6 separate regions of the Homo sapiens genome follow, and all the other regions are linked to region 3. Evidence: read pairs that join two places in POLR2A ChIA-PET (ENCODE). Cell type or tissue: HepG2. All regions are shown on one strand. Region 1 has its middle 120 kb from the start of PTP4A1. Region 2 has its middle 72 kb from the start of LGSN. Region 3 has its middle 56 kb from the start of PTP4A1. Region 4 holds the start of LOC124901228 (translation initiation factor IF-2-like). Region 5 overlaps LOC124901228 (translation initiation factor IF-2-like). Region 6 has its middle 110 kb from the start of PTP4A1.

The links. ChIA-PET counts read pairs that join two places held together with the same protein. Peaks named below come from ENCODE experiments on the same cell type or tissue, not always from the same donor. Only the 100,000 strongest peaks of a DNase experiment are listed, where the experiment ranks them.
Region 1: POLR2A ChIA-PET joins it to region 3 with 14 read pairs; 5 of 35 experiments call an interaction of 5 or more read pairs at or near these places.
Region 2: POLR2A ChIA-PET joins it to region 3 with 13 read pairs; 2 of 35 experiments call an interaction of 5 or more read pairs at or near these places.
Region 4: POLR2A ChIA-PET joins it to region 3 with 41 read pairs; 12 of 35 experiments call an interaction of 5 or more read pairs at or near these places.
Region 5: POLR2A ChIA-PET joins it to region 3 with 21 read pairs; 12 of 35 experiments call an interaction of 5 or more read pairs at or near these places.
Region 6: POLR2A ChIA-PET joins it to region 3 with 38 read pairs; 5 of 35 experiments call an interaction of 5 or more read pairs at or near these places.

Annotation. Positions count from the first base shown.
Region 1 is chr6:63,450,802-63,454,801 of GRCh38, forward strand. It overlaps a transcript of LGSN not described here. Among named protein-coding and RNA genes, the nearest start is that of PTP4A1, 120 kb to the right of the region's middle. In HepG2, no CTCF peak of the experiment used is centred here; a DNase peak (open chromatin) is centred at 1,530.
Region 2 is chr6:63,389,795-63,393,794 of GRCh38, forward strand. It overlaps a transcript of LGSN not described here. Among named protein-coding and RNA genes, the nearest start is that of LGSN, 72 kb to the left of the region's middle. In HepG2, no CTCF peak of the experiment used is centred here; a DNase peak (open chromatin) is centred at 1,927.
Region 3 is chr6:63,514,451-63,518,450 of GRCh38, forward strand. It overlaps a transcript of LGSN not described here and a transcript of PTP4A1 not described here. Among named protein-coding and RNA genes, the nearest start is that of PTP4A1, 56 kb to the right of the region's middle. In HepG2, no CTCF peak of the experiment used is centred here; DNase peaks (open chromatin) are centred at 291, 571 and 1,911; H3K4me3 peaks cover 1,563 bases.
Region 4 is chr6:63,572,813-63,576,812 of GRCh38, forward strand. It overlaps PTP4A1 (protein tyrosine phosphatase 4A1), which reads left to right. Exons shown (of 6, transcript NM_003463.5): 2 at 3,624-4,000. LOC124901228 (translation initiation factor IF-2-like) reads right to left here and starts at 756. Exons shown (of 2, transcript XM_047419610.1): 1 at 720-756; 2 at 1-618. The coding sequence starts at 756. It overlaps LOC128125822, which reads left to right. Exons shown (of 2, transcript NM_001415059.2): 2 at 3,624-4,000. The coding sequence ends at 3,719. It also overlaps a transcript of LGSN not described here. RefSeq lists enhancers at 1-127, 128-863, 800-1,169, 864-1,599 and a silencer at 130-259. In HepG2, CTCF peaks have their summits at 1,120 and 1,675 (motif pointing right); DNase peaks (open chromatin) are centred at 949 and 1,669; H3K4me3 peaks cover 4,000 bases.
Region 5 is chr6:63,563,565-63,567,564 of GRCh38, forward strand. LOC124901228 (translation initiation factor IF-2-like) reads right to left here. Exons shown (of 2, transcript XM_047419610.1): 2 at 2,671-4,000. It also overlaps a transcript of LGSN not described here and a transcript of PTP4A1 not described here. Among named protein-coding and RNA genes, the nearest start is that of PTP4A1, 6.9 kb to the right of the region's middle. In HepG2, no CTCF peak of the experiment used is centred here; DNase peaks (open chromatin) are centred at 857, 1,637 and 2,107; H3K4me3 peaks cover 1,350 bases.
Region 6 is chr6:63,456,316-63,460,315 of GRCh38, forward strand. It overlaps a transcript of LGSN not described here. Among named protein-coding and RNA genes, the nearest start is that of PTP4A1, 110 kb to the right of the region's middle. RefSeq lists enhancers at 2,207-2,706, 2,385-2,529 and a cis regulatory region at 2,450-2,463. In HepG2, no CTCF peak of the experiment used is centred here; a DNase peak (open chromatin) is centred at 2,496; H3K4me3 peaks cover 426 bases.

The sequences.
Region 1 (4,000 bases), 64 kb before region 3:
AGCTGGGACTGCAGGTGCACGCCATCACACCTGGCCAATTTTTTGTATTTTTGGTAGAGATAAGGTTTCGCCATGTTGCCCAGGCTGGTCTCGAATTCCTGAGCTCAGACAATCCCCCTGGCCTTGGCCTCCCAAAGTGCTAGGATTACAGGTGTGAGCCACCACACCCGGCTGTAATGGTTTTCAAGAAAGCAAAAATCAAAAGGGACAGGGCACTCCTTTTTTATGTCTAGTAATACTATTTTAAATGTTTTCATTGATTAAAATAAATTTAAGATTAAAAAACAGCTAAATGAAAAAAAGACAGCTAAATGAAAAAAATCATACACTGTTGGTGGGAGTGTAAATTAGTTCAACCATTGTGGAAGACAGTGTGATGATTCCTCAAAGATCTAAAAATAGAAATACCATTGGACCCAGCAATTCCATTACTGGATATACACTCAAAGGAATATAAATCATTCTATTATAAAGACACATACATGTGTATATTCATTGCAGCACTATTCACAATAGCAAAGAAGACATTAATTCAACATAAATGCCCATCAAAGATAGACTGGGTAGAGAAAATGTGGTACATATACAACATGGAACACTATGCAGCTGTATAAAAGAATGAGATCATGTCCTTTGCAGGGGCATGGGTGGAGCTAGAGGCCATTATCCTTAGCAAACTAATGCAGGAACAGAAAACCAAATACCACATAGTTGTAGCTCTCACTTGTAAGTGGGAGTTAAATGATGAGAACACATGGAAACACAGAGGGGAACAACACAAACTGGGGCCTATTAGAGGGTGGAGGGTAGGAGGAGGGAGAGGATCAGGAAAAATAACTAATGGGTACAAGGCTTAATAACTGGGTGATGAAATAATCTGTACAACAAACCCCCATGACACAAGTTTACCTATGTAACAAACCTGCATATGTACCTCTGAATGTAAAATAAAAATTAATTAAAAAAAAAGAAAAAAGTAACATAAAAAATGCATACATATATCTTATGCATCAATTGAGATGGTCACACAATTTTTCGTCTGTTGATGTGTATTATTTTGATGGATTTAAAATTTTTAAACTAAATTTAAATTCCTAGAATAAACTCACTTGGACATGATCTATTACTTTTTATATATCACTGAATTTAATTCTGTAATAGTTTGGATTCCATTGATTAGAAGGAAAAAAATACTCTGTTAAGAATTTTTGCATCTTTGTTTATGAGAAATATTAGAATTTTGTTTTCTTGTCTTTTTTTTTTTTTTTTAAGGTCTTCATTAGAGTAATGCTGGTCCCATAAAGTGAGTTGGGACATGATCTCTCCTTTTTTATTTTCCGGAAGAGTTTGTGGAGAATTAGTATTTTTTCTTTAAATCAAATGTTTGGTAGGTTTCACCAAACTGTCTGAGCCTGGAGTTTTCTTTGTTGGTTTTTCGTTTGTTTGTTTATTATTCTTTATTTTAGAGACAGGATTGTCCTCTGTCACCTAGACTGGAGTACAGTGGCGCAATCATAGCTCACTGCAACCTCAAGCTCGTGGGCTGAAGCAATACTCCTGCCTCAGCCTCTGGAGTTGCTGGGATTACAGGCATGAGCCACCACACCCAGCAACCTGGGGTTTCTTTGCAGAAAAATTTTTCACTGTGACTTTTATGGATTTTATTAGGCTATTCAGATTTTCTGTCTCTTCTTGAGTAAACTCTGGTAGTTTGTGACTTCAAAGGAATTTGCAAAGCTCATCTGTTTTCAAATATATTGAAAAAAATTCATAATATATTTATTTTTTTTAAGTATTTGTAGGAAATGTAATGATGTCCCCGATTTTATTCCTAATATTGGTATGTTATCTTTCTCTCTCTCTCTCTCTCTCTCTGTCTCTCTCTTTTCTGTCAGTCTGGCTACAAGTTTATCAGTTGTATTGATCTTTGCAAAGAAGTAGTGTTGCATTCCATTTTTTTTCTTCTTTTTTCTGCTTTCTATCTTATTGATTTCATCTCTTATTTTTATTACTTTCTTCTTTATGCCTACTTTAGCCTTAATTTGCCCCTTTTTTTCTAGTATGTTAAGATTGAAGCTTGGATCATTAATGTGAGAACTTTCTTCTTTTTGAATATATGCATTTAATGTTATAACTTTCCAACCAAGTGCTGTTTGGGTCACACTAACAAATCCTAATAGGTTTTGTTTTCATTTGGTTTCATTCAAAATATTTTATAATTTTAACTATGGTATCTTCTTTGACTCGTATTTTATTAAAAGCATAGTGTTTAGTTTTTTAATATTTGGAGATTTTTAATATATCTTTCTGTAATTAATTTCTATTTCTATTTTCTTTTGGCCAGAGAACATACATTGTATTATTTTATCTCAATTCAGTTAAGTTTAATGAGATTTGTATGGCCTGGAATATGGTCTATCTTGGTGAATGTTACATTTGCACTTGAAAAGAATATGTACTCTGCTGCTGTTACATGGAGTTTTCTATAAATAAACAGATCATGTTGGTTGTCTTCTATGTCCTTTCTAATTTTCTCTCTATGTGTTCTATTAGTTACTAAAAAAAAGAGTTGATATATACAACTACAATTGTAGATTTATATATTTCTCCTTTCAGTTCTCTAAGTGTTTTACTTCAGGTATTTAGGAGCTCTGTTTTTAGTGCATATACACTTAGGATTGCCAGGTCTTCTTCAACTGATCCCTTTATTGTAATGTAATGTTCTTCATTACCCCTGGTAATATTTTTTATCATAATGTCAACTCTGATTTTAATAGAACCACCCTGCTTTTTTTTTTGTTTGCATGGTATATTGTTTTCTGTTCTTTTACTTTGAACAAACATCTGTCATTATAATTTTTTCTTTTTTTGAGACAGAGTCTCGCTCTGTTGCCCAGGCTGGAGTGCAGTGGCGGGATCTCGGCTCACTGCAAGCTCCGCCTCCCGGGTTCACACCATTCTCCTGCCTCAGCCTCCCAAGTAGCTGGAACTACAGGCGCCCGCCACCACGCCCGGCTAATTTTTTGTATTTTGTTTAGTAGAGACAGGGTTTCACTGTGTCAGCCAAGATGGTCTCGGTCTCCTGACCTCGTGATCCACCTGCCTCGGCCTCCCAAAGTGCTAGGATTACAGGCGTGAGCCACCGCGCCCGGCCGTCATTATAATTAATCCTCAAAACAATTCAATAAACTAGGTACAGTTATTATCCCCAATTTACATGTAGGAAAACTGATACAGAGCATTCAATACTGCCCCTTGCTGCCTCTCCATTCAGCCTGTTTCCAGAGCTTTTAGTGTTCTCCTGATGCTACTTCTCAAATATGTTCAGATTTTAATATTTTTAGTGTCTTTTTTATTCATTTACCATCTAATGTAAATTAAATACTCAAAATAATGTGTGTTTTTTCCTGTCACCGTTATGGGACCACAGTAAGGCTATTAGCATTTTGCATGAGGGAAGTTTAAATACAGATTGAAACACTTTTAATTTCCTTGGATAGGTACTGGAGAAAAAATAAATTCTTACCACATTTCTATGGACATCAATATTAAACCCCAGTTCTTTTTTGATTCCCAGTTGACTAATTTCAGCTTAAGTAAACTAGTAATTTAGTCGTTAACAGATAAGAGGCTTGAGGCCAGCTCTATACTAGAAGTTTTTACATTTTCTTTTTTTTTTTTTTTTTTTTGAGACAGAGTCCTGTTCTGTCACAAGGGCTGGAGTGCAGTGGCGTGATCTCAGCTCACTGCAACCTCCGCCTCCCGGGTTCAAGCAGTTCTCTGCCTCAGCTTCCCAAGTAGCTGAGATTACAGGCGCCCGCCACCATCCCCGGCTAATTTTTGTATTTTCAGTAGAGATGGGGTTTCACCATTTTGGCCAAGCTGTTCTTGAACTCTTGACCTCGTGATCCATCTGCCTCAGCCTCCCGAAGTGCTGGGATTACAGGCGTGAGCCACCGCGCCTGGCCCTACGTTTTCTTTTTTTCTTTTTCTTTTTTTT
Region 2 (4,000 bases), 120 kb before region 3:
ACAGAAATAGAGATCATAAAATGCAGTCATTTTAAATTATTTTTTACACTAAAAATAATTTAGTCATTGTGCTCCAGACATTAAGTGCATTAATGTACATGCTTCAAAGTTTATCTCCTTTTTCTCTTCCTCCCCCATCCCCCACAAAAAAAAATGGTGAGAGAAAATTTTCTAGGTCTAATCTAAGCCTAAAGAAAACACACCTTTTGTGAATGCTAAGTAGGGAGATGTAGAAAATGAAGAGAAAAGACTCTAATGGTCTCAGAAACTGTATAAAGAATAATTCTACAGCTGAAGTATTTGGACACTTTCTTTCTTTCTTTCTTTTTTTTTTTTTTTTTTTTTTTTTTTTTGAGGCAGAGTCTCGCTCTGTCACCCAGGCTGGAGTGCAGTGGCGCAATCTTGTCTCACTGCAACCTCCTTCTTCCAGGGTCAAGCGATTCTTGTGCCTCAGCCTCCCAAGTAGCTGGGATTAAAGACATGCACCACCACTACTGGCTAATTTTTGTATCGTTAGTAGAGATGGGTTTTCACCATGTTGGCCAGGCTGGTCTCAAACTCCTAACCTCAGGTGATCCACCTGCCTTGGCCTCCCAAAGTGCTGGGATTACAGGTTTGAGCCATTGTGCCAGCCGGATTCCACAAATTTTGATCAACTATTATTTTCTTAGAATGCATGACCTATTGCCAAATTCACCACTTCATTGTCAGATTTTTTTTTATCAACAGGGAGGAGATTGTTACACAGGAATTGAATTTGTTTTATTGAAAATTGGAATCGGCCAGGCGCGGTGGCTCACGCCTGTAATCCCAGCACTTTGGGAGGCCGAGGCGGGCGGATCACGAGGTCAGGAGATCGAGACCATCCTGGCTAACACGGTGAAACCCCGTCTCTACTAAAAATACAAAAAAAAAGTAGCCGGGCGAGGTGGCGGGTGCCTGTAGTCCCAGCTACTCGGGAGGCTGAGGCAGGAGAATGGCGTGAACCCCGGGGGACGGAGCCTGCAGTGAGCCGAGATCACGCCACTGCACTCCAGCCTGGGCGACAGAGCAAGACTCCATCTCAAAAAAAAAAAAAAAAAAGAAAAGAAAATTGGAATTGAATTAGTTCAGATAATATCCTTAACTTTCTTATCTCTCTCCATTCACTTTCAATTATTTGAATTATAACAAGTTCCATTGGAAAGGATGCATACTTTTACCTTCTCTTTGGATAAAAGGTAATCTGAAATAAATTGATTGCTTCTGTTAAATAGACAAATAGAATTACTAAGTATTATCAGATCTCAAATAGCTCTAATAGAATATGTACACAGGTAAGACTCATTTAGCATTATTTAAAATCTCGTTTTTAAAAAATATGATAATGGAGACAAATTTGCTATTAAATAATTTATTTGCAATGTATAAATGTCCTTAGCAGTCAATCCTATTTGGGTTTGAGAAAAACATGACATTTTCAAGTTATCTTAGTTGGTGTAGGTCTAAAGATATGGAAGGGAAGTAAGAACCAAGAGGTTGTGTCTTAGCAACTACTCAGCCAGCAGCTGGAACTGTAGCTCATTCAGAATACACAATGTAGAGGACTGATAGCAGCTCTTACACTCAACAGCAACATCTGCAAAGATCCATGCATCTGTAAACTTCTGTTGCTTTTTCTGACAAGGATTCCCAACTTGTAAGTGGGTTGATTTCAGTCTCTGCTTGTACCTCTGTATCCTCCAACACTGTTCTCTCCACTTGCCTTCTCTCCACCTCAAGGTCTGTGTTAGCTTTTACTGTCTTGTGATTTCTGAAGCCTCAATGTGTCTCTAGTTCCTGCTCACTTAAGTTTCCCTCCAAATTCCCAAGGGAGATCTGCTTTACGGTTAGTCAACATCCAATATTGACCATTCTTGCTGGGCAGAGTTCAGTTACACTTCATGGGCTGATAGCGAGGCTTTTAGCTATCTCTGTCTCAAAGGTTAATCCTTGAACTAAGTCATTGCTGGTCCAGAAAAGCAGAAGTCACATGATGTAAAGCATAAGGGCCCTAGGAGCAGAGAAACACTCAGCTGTCTTTCATAGAAGAGGTCTTTGGACATGGAAGGACAATGAGCATGGGTTGACGCACAGAGCAACTTGGTCTCCTCTCCAGTATAAGTCTTCTTTTAAGGAATCAATGATATGAAAGTTTATTTTTAAAAATTACAAAACAACAACACTGGTTTCATCCTCCACCCCAAAATTCCAAGTAATTATAGTCATGTACTGTATAAAAACATTCTGGTCAACAATGGACCACATATAAAACAGTGGTCCCATAAGATTATAAAAGAGGAGGGGCATGGACCAGAAATCTGAGAGAGGTCAAAGACGCCCAGGCCAGGTGCCTCTCAGGTACTCATGTACTGATATGAAGTAGGAGGGGCGCAGTGCTAGAAGCCCCTTCCTCAGTGCTGCCAACCAGACACCCAGCCCATGGCAAACCCTGGCCTAGGGCTGCTCCTGGCCCTGGGCCTGCCTCTGCTGCAGGCCTGCTTAGGCCCAGCCTTGAGACAAACCTCCACAGCAGGGGCCCCTTCTGTAAATGAGAGCAGCACTATCATGCCCACCAGCTCCAGCTCCAAAGGGACCCTGTCTCAGGGGGCATCACTGCTATCATGTGGACTAATCCATCCTGGCCACCCTACTCCTGGCTGTGGGACTGGAACTACTGGTGCAGAAGCTTCAGGAGAAGCATAGATGGAGGCGGAAACCTACCTACCCAGCAGCCAGGAACAGGTGGGTGCCCATGCGCCACAGACCCTCAACTTCAAATTGCCTCCGGAGGAGTAGCAGCTCATCTGAACGCTGGTGTTAGAGGCCTTTGAACCAGAGTGACTCCATCTTGAATAGGGGCTGGGTAAAATTGATAAAGGAATTAAGAAGAAATTACTTAGGCAGATAATGAGGATATGGAAGTCCTCGGTAAGGTTTTCCTTTTAATGAAAAGCAACCCCAAATTATTTTTCTTTCTAATGAAGAGCAGTCTGTAAAACCGAGCTGCAGACATTGATTGGCAGTTGTGCCAATCATGTTCAAGATGGTGGCTCCATCTTCTTCTTCTTTTTTTTTTTTTTTTTTTTTTTGATATGGAGTCTTGCTCTGTCGCCCAGGCTGGAGTGCAGTGGCGCAATCTCTGCTCACTGCAAGCTCCGCCTCCCGGGTTCACGCCATTCTCCTACCTCAGCCTCCCGAGTAGCTGGGACTACAGGCGCCCACCACCACGCCCGGCTAATTTTTTTGTATTTTTAGTAGAGACGGGGTTTCACCGCATTAGCCAGGATGGTCTCGATCTCCTGACCTCGTGATACACCCACCTCGGCCTCCCAAAGTGCTAGGATTACAGGCTGAGCCACCGCGCCCAGCCAAGATGGAGTCTCACTCTGTCGCCCAGGCTGGAGTGCAATAGCTGGATCTTGGCACACTGCAACCTCTATCTCCTGGGTTCAAGCTATTCTCCTGCCTCAGCCTCTCCTCCCCAACCTGTAGGTGAGATTACAGGTGTGTGCCACAAAGCCCGGCTAATTTTTTTGTATTTTTAGTAGAGACAGGGTTTCACCATGTTGGTCAGGCTGGTCTCGAACTCCTGACCTCAAGTGATCTACCCACCTCAGCCTCCCAAAGTGCTAGGATTACAGGCGTGAGCCACCGCGCCTGGCCCATCTTCCCTTCTTCTGTACAGTAAGGAGCAGACAAGATGGCGCTGGTTAACTGGAAAGCCCATTTGCACAATAAGATTAGGGTGGGGCAACCAGTCTTACCACAAGCACTATGAAAACATCATACCTGATCGAACCAATTTGTGAGCCCTATGTAAATCAAACACTGCCTCCTCAAACCTGACTATAAAATCTGGCCCATCCACTGCTGGCAGGTCTTTCTTCTCAGAAGTCCCCTCTCTCTCAAGAGGCAGAGCTGTTTTACTTTCTTTTCTTCTGCCTATTAAACCTTCGCTCTTAAACTCCTCATGTGTGTC
Region 3 (4,000 bases):
CTCCTGACCCCAAGTGTCCGCCCACCTCGGCCTCCCGAAGTGCTGGAATTACGGGCATGAGCCACCGCACCCAGCCCTCTTTGACGTTTTATCATATATTTTTTCATTTGGAAGTGACTTTTCTGTAAGTTGTCACAACAATGAAATGTCTATTGACTTCTAAGCAAACCCTCAAATCATTAAACCTTGTCATTAACCACTCTATGTCCCCAGTGTTGTTGTGGTTTGTTAAGTAAAGAACTTCTGTTGAACAAGTGCTTTTTGTTTGTTTGTTTGTCTGGGTCTTGCTCAGTCACCTAGAGTACAGTGGTGCAATCACAGCTCACTACAGCCTCAACCTCCTGGGCTCCAGTGATCCTCCCACTTCAGCCTTCCTAGTAGCTGGGACCCCAGGCACCAGGCACCACACCAAGCTAATTTTTTTTTTATTTTATGTAGTGACAGGGTCTCACCATGTTGCCCAGGCTGGTCTCAAACTCCTGGATGAAAGGGTACCTCCTACCTTGACCTCCCAAAGTGCTAGAATTACAGGCATGAGCCACTGTGCCGAGCCTTGCTTGTTTGTTTTTTGAGACAAGGTATTACTCTGTCACCAAGGCTGGAGTACAGTGGCATGATCATAGCTTACTGCAACCTTGAACTCCTGCCCTCAAACCATCCTCCTGCCTCAGCCTCCTGAGTAGCCAGGACTACAGGCAAGCATCACCATGCCTGGCTTGAGCAACTGATATATATCATTTATCTTAATCACCTTTCTAAAAAGTTTTTTTGTTTGTTTGTTTGTTTGTTTGTTTGTTTTGAGACAGAATTTCGCTTTGTCACCCAGGCTAGCGTGCAATGGTGAGATCTCAGCTCACTGCAACCTCCGCCTCCCAGGCTCAAGCAATTCTCCTGCCTCAGCTTCCCGTGTAGCTGGGATTACAGGCACCCACCACCATGTCCAACTAATTTTGTATTTTTAGTAGGGATGGGGTTTCACCATGTTGGCCAGATTGGTCTCAAACTTCTGACCTCAGGAGACCTGCCTGCCTCAGCCTCCCAAAGTGCTGAGATTATAGGCGTGAGCCACCCCACCTGGCCTCTAAAAAATATTGATAAATTTACAGAAGTTATTTAAAATGTTGAAAATTGTAAGCAACATAGCAATCTTGAGTTGACATGTATAAAGCATGGTATTTACTTTTTTATTGATTTATTAATTCATATTCTCATTTTCTCCCTCGGTGCTAGAAAGCAAAGAGCTAGTCAGGCATGAGAATGATTAAAAACCCTTGTGAGCTAGGAAGAGAGAAGAATCTAAACAAAAACGAACCTAAGGAAAAGAACAACAAATTAGGCTTTGTGAAATGGAAGGAAGAAAGGAAAGGGAAAGGAAGGGAGGCCTAGTTCATAATGTGTTATATGATTTAGATTTTTACACAAGTAAGATATTAAAGAATTACAAGTTAACCATCTAAATGTAATACTTTCCAAATAACTTAGAAGTAACATAGTCTGATTTATTCTAAGATGTGCTATCATTTATCTTGAAAAATTTTCAGTAGAAAAATGATCATAATTTACTGGATTTTTCCTACAGTAAATCATTTATTTTTATTTATTCTTATTGGCTCTATTGAAAACTGTGTCCCTTTATTACCTTGTTGAAAATCTAAACCATCAATAGAACAGCAAAGCATATTTTAATGAAGTTAAAACCTGTTGCAACCCTAAGCAAGTAGAAGATTGAAAATAAGACTTTAATCTGTACACCAGGCAATTCTCTAAACCTGTCACTAAATTTTTTGAATCCACCTATCCAAAAGGTCAGCAAAAGTAAAGGCTTCATTGCACAAGTTGATACCAGTACTGTGCCCTTTGCCAAGAATGCTTGGGAAAATAAAGGATTCCATTGTTTCAACAGATTGACCTGGCAACTTAGTCCAGAAATGTTTTCTTTAGACTAATTTAGCAGAAGAGATGAATAAAGTCAAACAACTGTTTTACGGTAGAAGCACTTCAAAGTAGTGCTTGAGAGCTCTGAAGTTTGAATGATCTAGCTTTGAATCTTGACTCCACCAGCTGTGAGCTCTTAGTAAGTCCATTTAACTTCTTATGACTCAATTTTTCCATTTGTAAGTTGGGCATGAGGGCACTCAAACATGGCATACTGCTGGCTGTCTCTTAATACTCATTCTTCTCATCTTTCAAAGCAACAGAATCTTAGTTCTTAGCAGGACACACAGGTGAGTGGAAAAAAATCTCTTTTACAACTAGGTGTGGCCATCTGAGTTTTGGGATATATGTGGCAATGGCATGTGCTACTTCTGGGAAGTATTCTTAAAGAAAGGGGTAGGACTTCCTCTTCCTTCTTCCTACAGCTAGAATATGGACATGAAGGCAGAAGCTCCAACAGTTTCCTCTGTGGATGAGGTGACCTTGGAATTGGAAGCTATATGTGCCAGAGGTATTAGACAGAAAGAGATTGAGTCTCTGCCACCGTATCATATCAACCCCAAACTGACTCTTCTGGATTTCTTGAATAGGCAAGAGAAATAAACCATTGACCGAAGCCATTGTTTTGGGATATTTATTTCTCTGTCTGCCAAACCTAATTCTAATTAATAATACTACCACAAAGAAAGGTTTTAAGAATTAAATGAGATTATGTGCTAGCTACATAGTAAGTGTGCAATACATCATGCTTATTATTACTATTATATTATTATTAAACAAGGATAATATTATGGTCTAACTATTCAGAAAAATAAAATATATCTGGAAAGTCTTACCTTTCAGACCAGTGGCATTAAAGAACTATAAGGGTGCCTATCAAAGAATAGAGTTTCTCCTGAGAAGCAATTTTTGATGTATTAGAATAAATTACCTGCAATAAAGAAAAGAGGTCAAACAGACCTGGAATAGCTCCTAATCCCCATGGTAACCACATATTTTCTTACACCAAGTGTTGCCTAATGTTCTTAGTCTGAAGGACTCTGAATTTTAAAAAGAAATTTAAAATGGAAAATAAAGGTATGCACACATGATGCCCCGTAAAGTGAAACCATTTAAATGGTGAAAGATCTCCTGATGATAACCTCAATTAACAACAATAGCACTATGAACAAAAGAAACAATTTTGTAAAGGGAAATACACTCTAAAAACTCAAAACAAGGACCTTCACTATCTATCAACACACACACACATGCACACACACAATCACATACACACACATATATATGACTTTTATATCAGAAATTGTCAATAATGATCTATAATTCCACAATATGTATCACAGACACTGATGGAGAATTAAAAATTAAGGAGCAGCCTTCCTCTGCTTCCAAACACAGACTATGTCCAAAATCATGTCAAAAATGTCTCTACTAGCGCAACCCAATAGTTTTTAAAAGAATCCATTGACACATAAAATCTCAGTAGGGCCAAGCTTGGTGGCTCACGCCTGCAATCCCAACACTTTGGGAGTCCAGGCAAGTGGATCACCTGAGGTCAGGAGTTCAAGACGAGCCTGGCCAGCATGGTGAAACCCCATCTCTACTAAAAATACAAAATTAGCCAGGTGTGGTGGCAGGCGCCTGTAATCCCAGCTACTCAGGAAGCTAAGGCAAGAGAATTGCTTAAACCCGGGAGGCGGAGGTTGCTGTGAGCCCAGATAGTACCATATCGCACTCCAGCCTGGGCAACACAGTGAGACTCCGTCTCCAAAAAAAAAAAAAAAAAAAATCTCAGTAGGTTTCTAGACTATCCCTTTACTATGGAAAATATTTGTGCCACCTTTTCCATAACTTTATTGCTGCCAGAGCACATCTTAGATTGCTATTTTGCTTTCCCTAATAAGCATAACATCAATTCTCTTGCTTGTATTTACTTTTCTTGTTACTTGTACCTAAACTAACAGCTTAGGTATCTTGAGGTCCTGGCAGAAAAGGCAAGAATAAATTTTATAATTGATTAACTAAAAAATTATCATTTTGGACATCCCCAGGGCAAACAAAGGAG
Region 4 (4,000 bases), 58 kb after region 3:
TCCAGGTTGCCCCGGGTTGCGGTTCCGGTGGGTCCCGGGTGGGAGCGGGCGGGTTATGGCCCTGTGGCCGGCCGATTGCGGCCGGCTGTGCGGAGGCAGATGCCGGGCCCCTCGGGGCTGCGGGGTGGCGGTTGGCCGCCGGAGGCACCGGCTTTTGAGTCCCTCCCGAGCCCGGAGCGACGGGGGCGGCGCGGTCCGGCTTCTGCGGCGGCCGGGGGCAGTTTCGGCTTCCGCAGCGGGCCGGGTGGGTGGCACAAAAGCCGCTTTGTGACCGCCGCCTCCGCCCTTGGCCCTTTGGTCTGGCGCGACCCGTCCGGGCATGGCAGGCTCCGCGGCGTCCCGGGGCCTCTTTGTTCGGCCGGAGGAGAGTGGCTGCACTGGGAGCGGGAGACGTGGCCCGGGGTGGGGCGAGGGCTGCGCGTGTCACTGCGGAGCCGGATACGGGGAGGGCGCGGCGGTGGCGGGTTCGCCTCCAGATCCGGGCGGGCGTGGGGTAGGCCGGACAGCCAGGCACGGGTGGTAACGATCTGGTTCCAGAGCTTCTCGGAGCTCCGGGGTGGGCGCGGGACAGCCACTGGGTGCAGCTACACTCTTGTGCTCGACGGCCGGGACCCGAGCCTCAGACAAAATGGCCTCGGCGCCCGCGCCTGACTGAAGGCGCGGCGCGAACCCGTGATTGCGGCGCGGAGAGGGGGCGCAGCGGGCGTGCTCGGGCGCACACAGCCGCGTGCGCGGGGCGGCGGCCCTCTGGGGCATTCCGCGAGCTGCACCCCTGCCCGGGCCAGAGTGGGGTTCTGCTAGGTGAGAACTTCGGCCGTCCGCCCCGCCCTCCTCCCAGGCTCCACCTGGTAATTCGAGCTGTTCCGGATTTATCGCCCCACCTCGGGCTCGTGATAATGGGAACAAGTCTAGTCTTGTCCTTTCTCTGGGCCAGTCGTCGAGAAATGGCCTGGTTCGGAGCGTCTTGGAAACTGACAGGGCTACTGTTAGTTACACTGACGCGAAGGACTTCCCGTCCGGGCACCAGCATACATTTCCCCTGCCAATTTTGGAAGGGCCCTGGATGGCGCCTTTTAATCGGGGACTGTTTAGAACTATCCCTGAGCTCTGTGGTGTAATATGTTGTTGCCTCCTGTTGGTTTGTGGCAGCAGTAGCCAACCAGAGACGGAATTCTGAGGGTTTTTTATCTTCTGTCCGCGGAGCCCCCTACCAGTCCACGAGTATTAAGTTATTTACACTACGATTGGAACTGTTGACCTGCCCGACATCTAGATCCTGAGGCAGTGCTTCCTGTTACTCAGTCAGTTGAAAACTAGAAAACTAAATCATTCCCAAGAGTGAGCAGCATTTTACACATGCTTTCTTAGGTGCCCTAAGACCTAAATAGATGTGGAACAGACTATACAACGAATTGTTTGTGACAAAGGAGTTACACACATTAATTGGCTTGACTCTGCAGTATAATAATGATTTAAGCTTCTGCACAGAGATTACTCTTTCCTCCTCTCCCTTCTTGTATATGATTGTGATTATAATGCAACTGATAGGTGGGAGGGAAAAAATCCCCATTATGGATAGTTTTTCCTGTGGGTAGGAGATTGGGAATGGAGGAGTGTCTTGGGCGGAACAGAAATCTATCGGTGGCCACCACTGCTTTAACAGACGAGTCCCCCCATCCACTAGGTGGCTCCACTCAGTAAAAATAACCATTTCAGGAAGGGAATTCTTAATATAGTTCTTTCTCTGCTTCCTGATGAAAGTGCTTACTTACATGAAGGGATATGGCCAGACTAGGTTGTAGCCGACAGGAGTTTTAGCTATTAAATATGGAAATAGTGGTGTGAAATACTGCCTCAAATTAGCTTTTAATTGAAAAAAAGGTAATACCTAGAAATTAGAATACTGTGATGAGTCATTATAAAGCTTTTAAAGATCATTGTATGTCATTGGGAAAGTGTCAGAATACACTTTTTATTCTACGGAGGTTGTATTTAGAATTTGGGGTGAAAGTATAATGAAATTATTTTCAGATTACTACAATCTGTATTCACTGTAACTGTGATGGCTTTGTAATTTAGACACTTAATTTTTTAACCCAGCTGACCAACTAGGTGAAGTAACCTCTGAGGGCTTGTTTGAACAAACTTGTGATAATGAAAGTTACCTTTTTTATGGGACCTTTTGATAAATGATTGTTAATGCTAGTTGTATGTTTTACCAGAAAAGTAGACTGGGTTTTTGACTTGATGTTTTCTGCAGTAATCATCATAAGAATTATTCTTCAAAATTTAGCAAAGTTCTAGAAACTATAACTAGCATGGGACTATTTAAAGGTGTAAAATGGAAATGGGAGCAGATCGTTTGAATTTTAATTTTAAGACTTCAAATGCTTAAATTTAAGCATGGAAACTAATGGAACCTTTTGTTAAAACACTTTGGTAATGAGAGTACACATGAAGTGCTTGAGGCAGTGACTATGAATTACTGCTCTTGTTAACCTGTTATTAATACTTTCCTTAGTGCCCTCTTTACTCCCGAGTACACAAGTACCTTATAAACTATTTGGAAGAAGACTGATTATTAACATCAGTGTCTTCCATGTACATATTTTAAAAATATGCTGTGACTATTGGTTTAATGTTTGATATTGGCATAAAAATGGTTTAGTTCTTAAGGGGGAACTTAGAGAAAATATAAATACATTCATATTTGTTTATATTTATTGGTTACAGTAGTTACCTTGCTTTTGAGACCTGCCACTTCCACCTTCAACATCCCTTTGTCCGCCTTCTCTGAGTTGGATTTCAGTTTTGAGTTGTATATGTGAAATTTTGGTTTTAAAATACAAAAGAACATTATTAAAATTATGAATATTTTCTTTACAGTTATAAATGAGAGTTGTTTCCTTTTTAGATTCATAAGCATACATTCTTATGATATTTCACATAACAAGTTGATTTTCAGAGACTCATTTTCCTCGTCTTCAGTTTAATGGGAATGATAACAGATTGTTAAGGATAAAGTGAGATTCTAAATATAGGACTTAAATCAGTCTAAGAAAAGGATATAAAAGCATAAAGTTGGAAAAGAACTTAGATGTTTCAGTTTATGAGTTAAGTAAATTATGCAAGACTAATAACTTCAGAGTTATCTGGAGTTTGTATTAATGTGTAAAAATGTTTTTGTTAGTTGGAAAAATCAACATAAAGTGTATGTAATTACAATGTAAAGAAAACAACTATCGAAAGGGATAATTATTAGAATCATATAATTATATATTATATATAGATAGTATATATACAGAGAATATAACTAGATAGAATATATATGAATATATATATGAATTTCACAAAAATGTAACAATGGGTTTGGTTTTTTTTTCTGAGGAATCTTGGTAATAGATCATGGATTTCAGTTTAATCTATCTGACTGCTTGTTTTATGCTGATTGATTTAATCTGTACTCACCCCTTGAGTTTTGCAATTCAAGTAAAAGTCGATGAAGCGGCTCAGGCCCTGCTTTAGAAAAATAGTTGTGTACTTAAATAGTGTAAAACCCTAATGTATTTCTTTTGAATTGGAAAATAACTTATTCTCTCTTTCTGTCTTTTTCTTTTAAACAGCAATTCTGTGGTGTTCTTGGTCACACATTTATGGAGTTTCTGAAGGGCAGTGGAGATTACTGCCAGGCACAGCACGACCTCTATGCAGACAAGTGAACTGTAGAAACTGATTACTGCTCCACCAAGAAGCCCCCATAAGAGTGGTTATCCTGGACACAGAAGTGTTGAATTGAAATCCACAGAGCATTTTACAAGAGTTCTGACCTGGATGGGGTAAACCTCAGTGCACTTCTTTTCTGTTGGCCTCAGTATTACTGGATTGAAGAATTGCTGCTTCTTGTTAGGAGGTTCATTTCACTTATCATTACTTACAACTTCATACTCAAAGCACTGAGAATTTCAAGTGGAGTATATTGAAGTAGACTTCAGTTTCTTTG
Region 5 (4,000 bases), 49 kb after region 3:
ATATTCTATGCTTATTTACTTGTTATTTTCTCTCTTTTCTCACCTGTATATAAATTTCATTGGGGCAGAAAACATGTTTATGTTATTCATAAGATAGCAGAGTGCCTGGCATATGCTAGGCATTTAACACATATGTGTTGGGGAAGGAGGGAAGGTTGACAGCCACAGCTATGGATGTAGGTGAAAACCCCAAGGAAAGTGGAAAGTGAGTCCAGGAGGCCCTAGGACAAAACTCCAGTGAACACCATTGTTAACGGGATTGAGAGACTAAGAACCCTGCAAAGAAAACTTAGAAAAACTGGGAATAGGATGCCCTAATAGAATTTTATGTGGGAAAGTAATATGATAGTATGCAAATAAATAGTGGTTGAGTATTTACTATGTGCATTAATATGTCTGAGGATTAAAGAAATACATTATAGGACAACTATATTTAATGGTGGCTCACGCCTGTAATCCCAGCACTTTGGGAGGCCAAGGCAGGCGGATCATTTGAGGTCAGGAGTTCGAGACCAGCCTGGCCAACATGCAGAAACCCCATCTCTACTAAAAATACAAAAATTAGCCGGGTGTGGTGGCAGGTGCCTGGTAATCCTAGCTGCTTGGGAGGCTGAGGCAGGAGAATCACTTGAACCCGGGAGACGGAGGTTGCAGTTAACCAAGATTGCACCATTGCACTCCAGCCTGGGTGACAGAGCGAGACTCTGTCTCAAAAAAAAAAAAAAAGAGAGAAATTTCAAAAGGCTTCTATACTCATTTTCTCTTATGTTCAGTATCTTCCAGCCATGAATGGAACTATAGAAATACACGAAGATAGCAACGTTTGTTGAACATCCCTAGTTAAAAAGCAACTGTGTTAGGATAAGAAAAAAGCATGACTGTTGTAGCTTTTGTTAAATAAATGTTATTATGCTTGCAGGAAATTGTTCAACAACATTTCTCCTTATGTAAGGCCTGCCCCAGTAATGCTGCTTAGGTCACTGTCTGTCTGGATTATCTGCAGCCTAAATGCCAACTCTGTAAATTAAACCTGTCAAGTGACAGCTTTGCCATAGCATGCATATCCAACCTTTAAAATTTATTTATACTCCATTCCCTTTCTCTAGCCAGATTAAATTCTCCTTTCCTAAGCTATTTTTGCCTCAGTTCAGACTGTGGCATAATTCAACATGTTCTAAACAATCACATGGAGACTGTGGCCTTCCTGATTTTCAATTCCCAAATGATTTTTATTCAGGCTATAGAACAGCAACAGAAATTTCACCAAATTTGCTAAAATAAGAAGAGTCTTCTCAAACTAGATTCCTCCAGGTACCAGTAGGCAAAACAGTCATGAGTTATGGATAGATTCATAATAAGTCCTTTATTCAGTGCCCCAAGGAAATGGTGCCTTTCAGCATGCAAATGAAAAGTATTCTCTTACTAATCAATCTGTCCATCATTTCTTTTTTGTTTTTCCTTGAGAGAGAGGGTCTTTGGTCTGTTGCCCCAGATGGAGTGCAGTGGCATGATCACAGCTCACTGCAGCCCTAACAACTCCTGGGCTCAAGCAATCCTCCCACCTCAACCTCCGAGGGAGCTACAACTACAGGAATGCACCATCATGCCCAGATAATTTTTTTTTTTTTGTAGAGACAGGGTCTGACTGTGTTGCCCAGGCGGTATCTGTCACATCTTAATACACACACTAAGCTCCTACAGAAGTAAATACTATATTAAGCGGCAGAGTTACTAATGTGAATACACATTCTCATTTGATTTGGAGACTACCTAGACAACTTTCAGGTTTATATTTAAATTGATTACAATTAGACATGAAAAAGGGACAGAGAATGGGCATAATAGAGATCGATTCAAGAGAATTGTTTCTTAAAATAGACTTTAAAAAAAAAAGTTGTTCAAAACTGCCTTAATCAATTTTACAGAGAAAATATTACCTCAAATGGTTTGATATGATGACTTGATAAGATGTTACTTCTGATCCAGCAGGATTCATTTATTAATATAAATATTTACATCTGTAGTACCCTCCTAGGTGGGTGACTGTTTCTATATGTCTGACTCAACAAAACACAGTAGCCCACAGGCAGCTATTGGCCTTTGGACTTTGTCCTTAGGCCAGATTCCTTAAAAGGCTTGTTGTGACAAGCTTATTTGCTCATTGGAAATTTCTGTGTCTAAATTTCCCACAGAAATTAGGATGTAGCTCTGCTACAGCATTTTGATTATTCATCAAAACTTACTCAAAAGACTTTTGATAAATCTTTAAATCAATGTCTTAAGGAAGAAAATTAAGTCACTTTTTAATATAGAGCATGTTTTAGTTTTGAACAATATTTAAGCACTGCAAATTATATGTTCATAGAGATTTAAGCATAGGCATACCTTGGAGATATTGCAAGTTCAGCTCCAGACCACCACAATAAAACAGGTATTACAATAAAGGAAGCCACATGCATTTTTTGGTTTCCCATTTACACTACATTGTTGTCTGTTAAATGTGCATAGCACTATGTCTAAAAAATGTACATACCTGTTTTGTCCCACTGAACCCATAGCTGGAGTTGCCTTAAAAGCAGCAGCAGGAGAATTCGTACAACAGAGTACCCCAAACCATTTGAAGACAGGGCTGGTTTGAGATTTCAAAGAAAGCAGCTCTAAATGCCAGAGTGATCAGTCCAAAACATTTATTAAAGGAACTTGCAGGGTGTTGCAATGTATTATTGTGATGGACAGCAAGAGAAAAGGGATGTTTTACCCACATTAGTCTGTAGCCAGGGGGTGAGGGGATGGAGTTTACATGAAAATTTAAGGAATTCGGCTCAGGGTCGGGGTCAGTTTCTTTCCAGTAAACCAAGACATTATTATCAGTGCCTGGGAATGTTCAAGCTGGTTTGGGTTCAAGCCAGCTGAGGAAAACCTATGGCTACAGCTGGCTGGGTCACTGTGATTTTGGTCAAGACACAGAAAGGAAGTGGGGAAAACGGGTACCCTAGAATACCTTAATTTAAAAATACTTTTGCTAAAAAATGCTAACAGTCATCTGAGCCTTCAGCAAGTCATAATCTTTGCTGTTGGAGAATCCTGCCTCAGTGATGATGGCAGCTGACTGATCAGGGAGGTAGTTGCTGAAGGTTAAGGTGGCTGTGGCAATTTCTTGAAATAAGACAATGGAGTTTGCTGCATTGATGACTCCACAAAAAATTTCTCTGTAGCAGGCAGTGCTGTTTGATAGTATTTTACACACAAGAGAACTCCTTTCAAAGTTGCAATCAGTCCTCTTAAAACTCACCCACTGCTTTATCAGCTAAGTTTATGTGATATTCTAAATCCTTTATCATTTCAACAATGCTTACGGCATCTTCACCAGCAGTAGATTCTATCTCAAGAAACCACTCTCTTTTCTCCTTCATAAGAAGCAACTCCTCATTCATTCAAGTTTGATCATAAAATTGCAGCGATTTAGTCAACTCTTCAGACTCTGTTTCTAACTCCAATTGTCTTGCTATTTTCACCATATTTGTAGTGATTTCCTCCACTGAAGTCTTGAACGCCCTCAAGGTCATCCATGAGAGTTGGAGTTAACTTCTTTCAAACTCCTGTTCATGCTGATACTTTTACCTCCTCTCATGAATGTTCTTAATGGCATCTAGAATCCTTTCCAGAATGTTTTTGGTTTACTTTGCTTAGATCCATCAGAGGAATCACCATCTACAGCAATTTATAACCTTATGAAATGTACTTGTTAAATATTAAAACCTGAAAGTCAAAATTATTCCTTGATCCATGGGTTGCAGAATGGATGCTGTGTTAGAAGGCATGAAAACAATATTACTCTCCTTGTACATCTCCATCAGAGCATTTCAGTGACCATGTGCATTGTCAAGGAGCAATAGTATTTTTAAATAAATCACGTTTTATCAGTAGGTCTCAACAGTGGACTTAAAATATTTAGTGAGCCATGCTAAACAGATGTGCTGTCAACCAGGTTTTGTTCTTC
Region 6 (4,000 bases), 58 kb before region 3:
TCCCAGGTTGCAGACCTCAAACTTGGCAGAAATATACATATATATATATATATATATATATATATATATATATATATACTTTTTTTTTTTTTTTGGTAGAGACGAGGGTCTGCCTATGTTGCCCAGACTGGTCTCAAACTCCTAGACTCAAGCGCCCCTCAGCCTCCCAAAGTACTGGGATTACAGCCATGAGCCACCACACAAACGATCTTCTTGTTTGCCTCAGTTTTTTTGTTCAGGTTGACAGTTATTAGTTCATGTCACAGAAGAGAGTAAACCTGTAAGTTGTGCTCCCTGGAATATACCACACTGCCCCTCATACTCAATAGAGCCTCCTCATTCTGCAGCAGCTCCTTAGAGCTTGGGCTATGGGTCTGTCACCAGACGTAGCCTCTGTTCCTAACAGACTGAAAATTCTGGCACTGGCCAAAGAACAAGAGGCTTAGGAGCCATTTTATAGCACCCCCTTCATCAAAGCAGAGAAGGGAAGAAAGCAGAGAAGGGAAGAAATTCTTTGCCACTAGATCAGGCTCCAAGCACATTGTTGCAGGCTTCTCTGAATGAGTTACTCAAGGAATTCTGTAGGCTTTACCCTGAGCAAAAGTTTCCAACAAAACAGTTCAGAGTTCCTGAACCTCTACCCATTTCATTGTACTGCTTCTCCACCTTAATATGGAGAAAACAACCTTATTCAAAAGTCAAAATGCTTGACCTCATTAAGGAATGCTGCTCACCTGGAGCATTCCCCTCATTCTCACCCTCATCATTTAGAGACCATTGATATTTTAAATGCCTAACAAGTGGTTGCTTAGTCCACACTACACCAAATATTGGTTTGACTGATTTTCTTTCATACTGTTATTTTGTCATCTTGTAGATATATTTCTACTTTCTAAAAATATAGTTTGGACCGGGCGTGGTGGCTCACACCCGTAATCCACCACTTTGGGAGTCCGAGGCGGGTGGATCACTTGAGGTCAGGAGTTCGAGACCAGCCTGGCCAACATGGTGAAACCCCATCTCTAATAAAAATACAAAATTTAGCCAGTCGTGGTGGCACATGCCTGTAGTCCCAGCTACTCGGGAGGCTGAGGCACAAGAATCACTTTAACCCAGGAGGTGGAGGCTGCAGTGAGCCAAGATTGCACCACTGCACTCCAGCCTGGGCAACAAAACCAGACCCTGTCTCAAAAAATAATAAATTAAATTAAAATATAGTCTGGCAATCCAATAATCCAGGTATTTTTCTATCTGGAATTTAGGTTTTTAAATTCAAATCAGGCCGGGCATGGTGGCTTACGCCTGTAATTCCAGAACTTTGGGAGGCCGAGGCAGGCAGATTACTTGAAGTCAGGAGTCCAAGACCAGCGTGGCCAATGTGGTGAAAGCCCGTCTCTCCTAAAAATACAAAAAATTAGCCAGACATGGTAGTGGGTGCCTGTAATCCCAGTTACTCAGGAGGCTGAGGCAGGAGAATCACTTGAAGCCAAGAGGCACAGGTTGCAGTGAGCTGAGATTGCACCACTGCACTCGAGCCTGGGCTACAAAGTGAGACTCCATTTCAAATAAATAAATTAATTAATTAATTAAAATAAATTCAAATCAGATTTAACTAATACTTTCACATATTTACCATCTACAAGGCACTAGGTTGGAAACCTTTATTTAATGTCATAGTAGCACAAGGTCAAGCTATTATTTTCACAATTCTTTCTCCAGTGATTATAATTTCATTTATTTTTATTTTTATTTATTTATTTATTTATTTTTAGACAGAGTTTCCCTCTTGTTACCCAGGCTGGAGTGCAATGGCACTATCTCAGCTCACTGCAGCCTCCACCTCTGGGGTTCAAGCGATTCTCCTGCCTCAGCCTCCCGAGTAGCTGGGATTACAGGCATGTGCCCCCACGCCCGGCTAATTTTGTATTTTTAGTATAGACGGGGTCTCTCCATGTTAGTCAGGCTGGTCTCGAATTCCCGACCTCAGGTGATCCACCCACCTCGGCCTCCCAAAGTGCTGGAATTGCAGGCATAAGCCATCGGGCCCGGCTAGCCTTTCATTTTATAAAGTGACCATATATATTAGCGTTGGAAACAAATGCTGTGCCTATAATTTTCTAGATTTTTTTCACTTCAGTTTCTACAACTATGACATTGTTACCGTGTTTATATATACCTTCCTTCAGAACAAAGGGTAAACAGTAATTCTGCACTTATGTTAAAAAAAGAACTGAGTTGAAAGCCTGAAGATCTCGGTCCTAGGACCCAGCTAAGGTTGGAGGACTGTGTGAAAGTTACCCAAACATTCTCGGTCTTGGTTTCATTGCCTATGACATTAAAAGATTAGACTGGGTTCTCGCTAGGGACCTCTCTAATTCTAGGAGTCTGAAAAGCCTTCAGAGAGAGAATGTACTTTGGAAACAACTAACCAGGTGTATGTTTTTCGAAGTGTTAATGATTGCTAGGTTGTGACACTGAAATCAGTAAAACACGAATCAAATATTTACACATACCTTCCATGCAGTGTATTTTCCATCATGGGAAGGTATTGGGCAATGGAAAATTTCTCAAATACTTTTACTGGAAGAGACAAATTAGGCTCAGTTTTTTGTTACCATTATGTAAAGTTTGTAATAATGCTATGTGAAACCCTTTGTTTATTCATAGATGAAAATACCATGTCGAGAATTATTCAGCAAGTTGCTCTCAGACTAAGATGCTTATGACTTGCTTTAGAGTGTTTTCCTTTACATAAGATTTTACCTGAAAGACCAAGTCTATTGTTGTATTATTAACAATTATAATTCAAAATGTCAACAATGTTTCCATTAATTATAGGCATTGTTCCTTAAAGCTGGCCTAAAATGGAAGTCAGAAATCAGGGTTTGAAGGTAAAATGTCAAACCATTTTGGTTCTCTCAAAAGATTTTTTTTATGCCGTTTAACTGAATACTCCAATTCTGTCTATGAACTAGGAGAGACCATATTAATGGTTTTCCATGCATTAATACAAAAAGCTTTGGAAAATACGCCACAAGCTTACATGTCTACTGAAGTATATTATAAATTAATTATTGTACTTTTTTGAATTTTAAATTTTCTGTTTAAATTTTCAATCTATTCATTATAGGATCTCACTATGTTGACTAAGTTGGTCTTGAACTCCTGCCCTCAAGCAATCCTCCAACCTCCGCCTCCCAAAATGCTAGAATTAAAGGTGTGAGCCACCATACCCACCCCCGCCGCCCCCAACAAATCTATTCATTCTTTCAGGATGAAGTCTATATGTATATTGCCCATGTTTTGAAGTAGAACTTCCTTTCACTTATTCAGTAGTAATCTTTTTTAAGCTTTACTGGAGGCCTAGGCAGGCAGATCACTGGAGGTCAGGAGTTCGAGAACAGCCTGACCAACATGATGAAACCCTGTCTCTACTAAAAATACAAAAATTAGCCAGGCGTGGTTGTGGGTTCCTGTAATTCCAGCTACTCAGGAGGCTGAGGAAGGAGAATCGCTTGAACCCAGGAGGTGCATCATGCCATTACACTCCAGCCTGGGTGACAAGAGCAAAACTCCATCTCAAAAAATAAAAATAAATTTTAAAAAGAACCTTTTCTGATCACCTAATAATGCTAAAGTTTCCTAGGAATTTGATGACCAACTTCACGTGCTCCATGTCCACACCCTTCATTGTGCAACAAACTTTGCTCATATCTCCTTCTGGGCCTTTTCCACATCAAAATCCTAGTCTTTCAAATCTGCCTTAAATGGAAGATTTCATTCCCTTTTTTTTTTTTTTTTTTTTTTTTTTTTTTTGTATTTTTAGTAGAGACGGAGTTTCAACATGCTGGCCAGCCTGGTCTCGAACTCCTGACCTCGTGATTCACCTGCCTCAGCCTCCCAAAGTCCTGGGATTACAGGCATGAGCCACCACACCCGGCCCCATTCCCTAGCTTTTATTACCCTTCTACTTCTGACCTTCATTCACTTATTTTTAGCT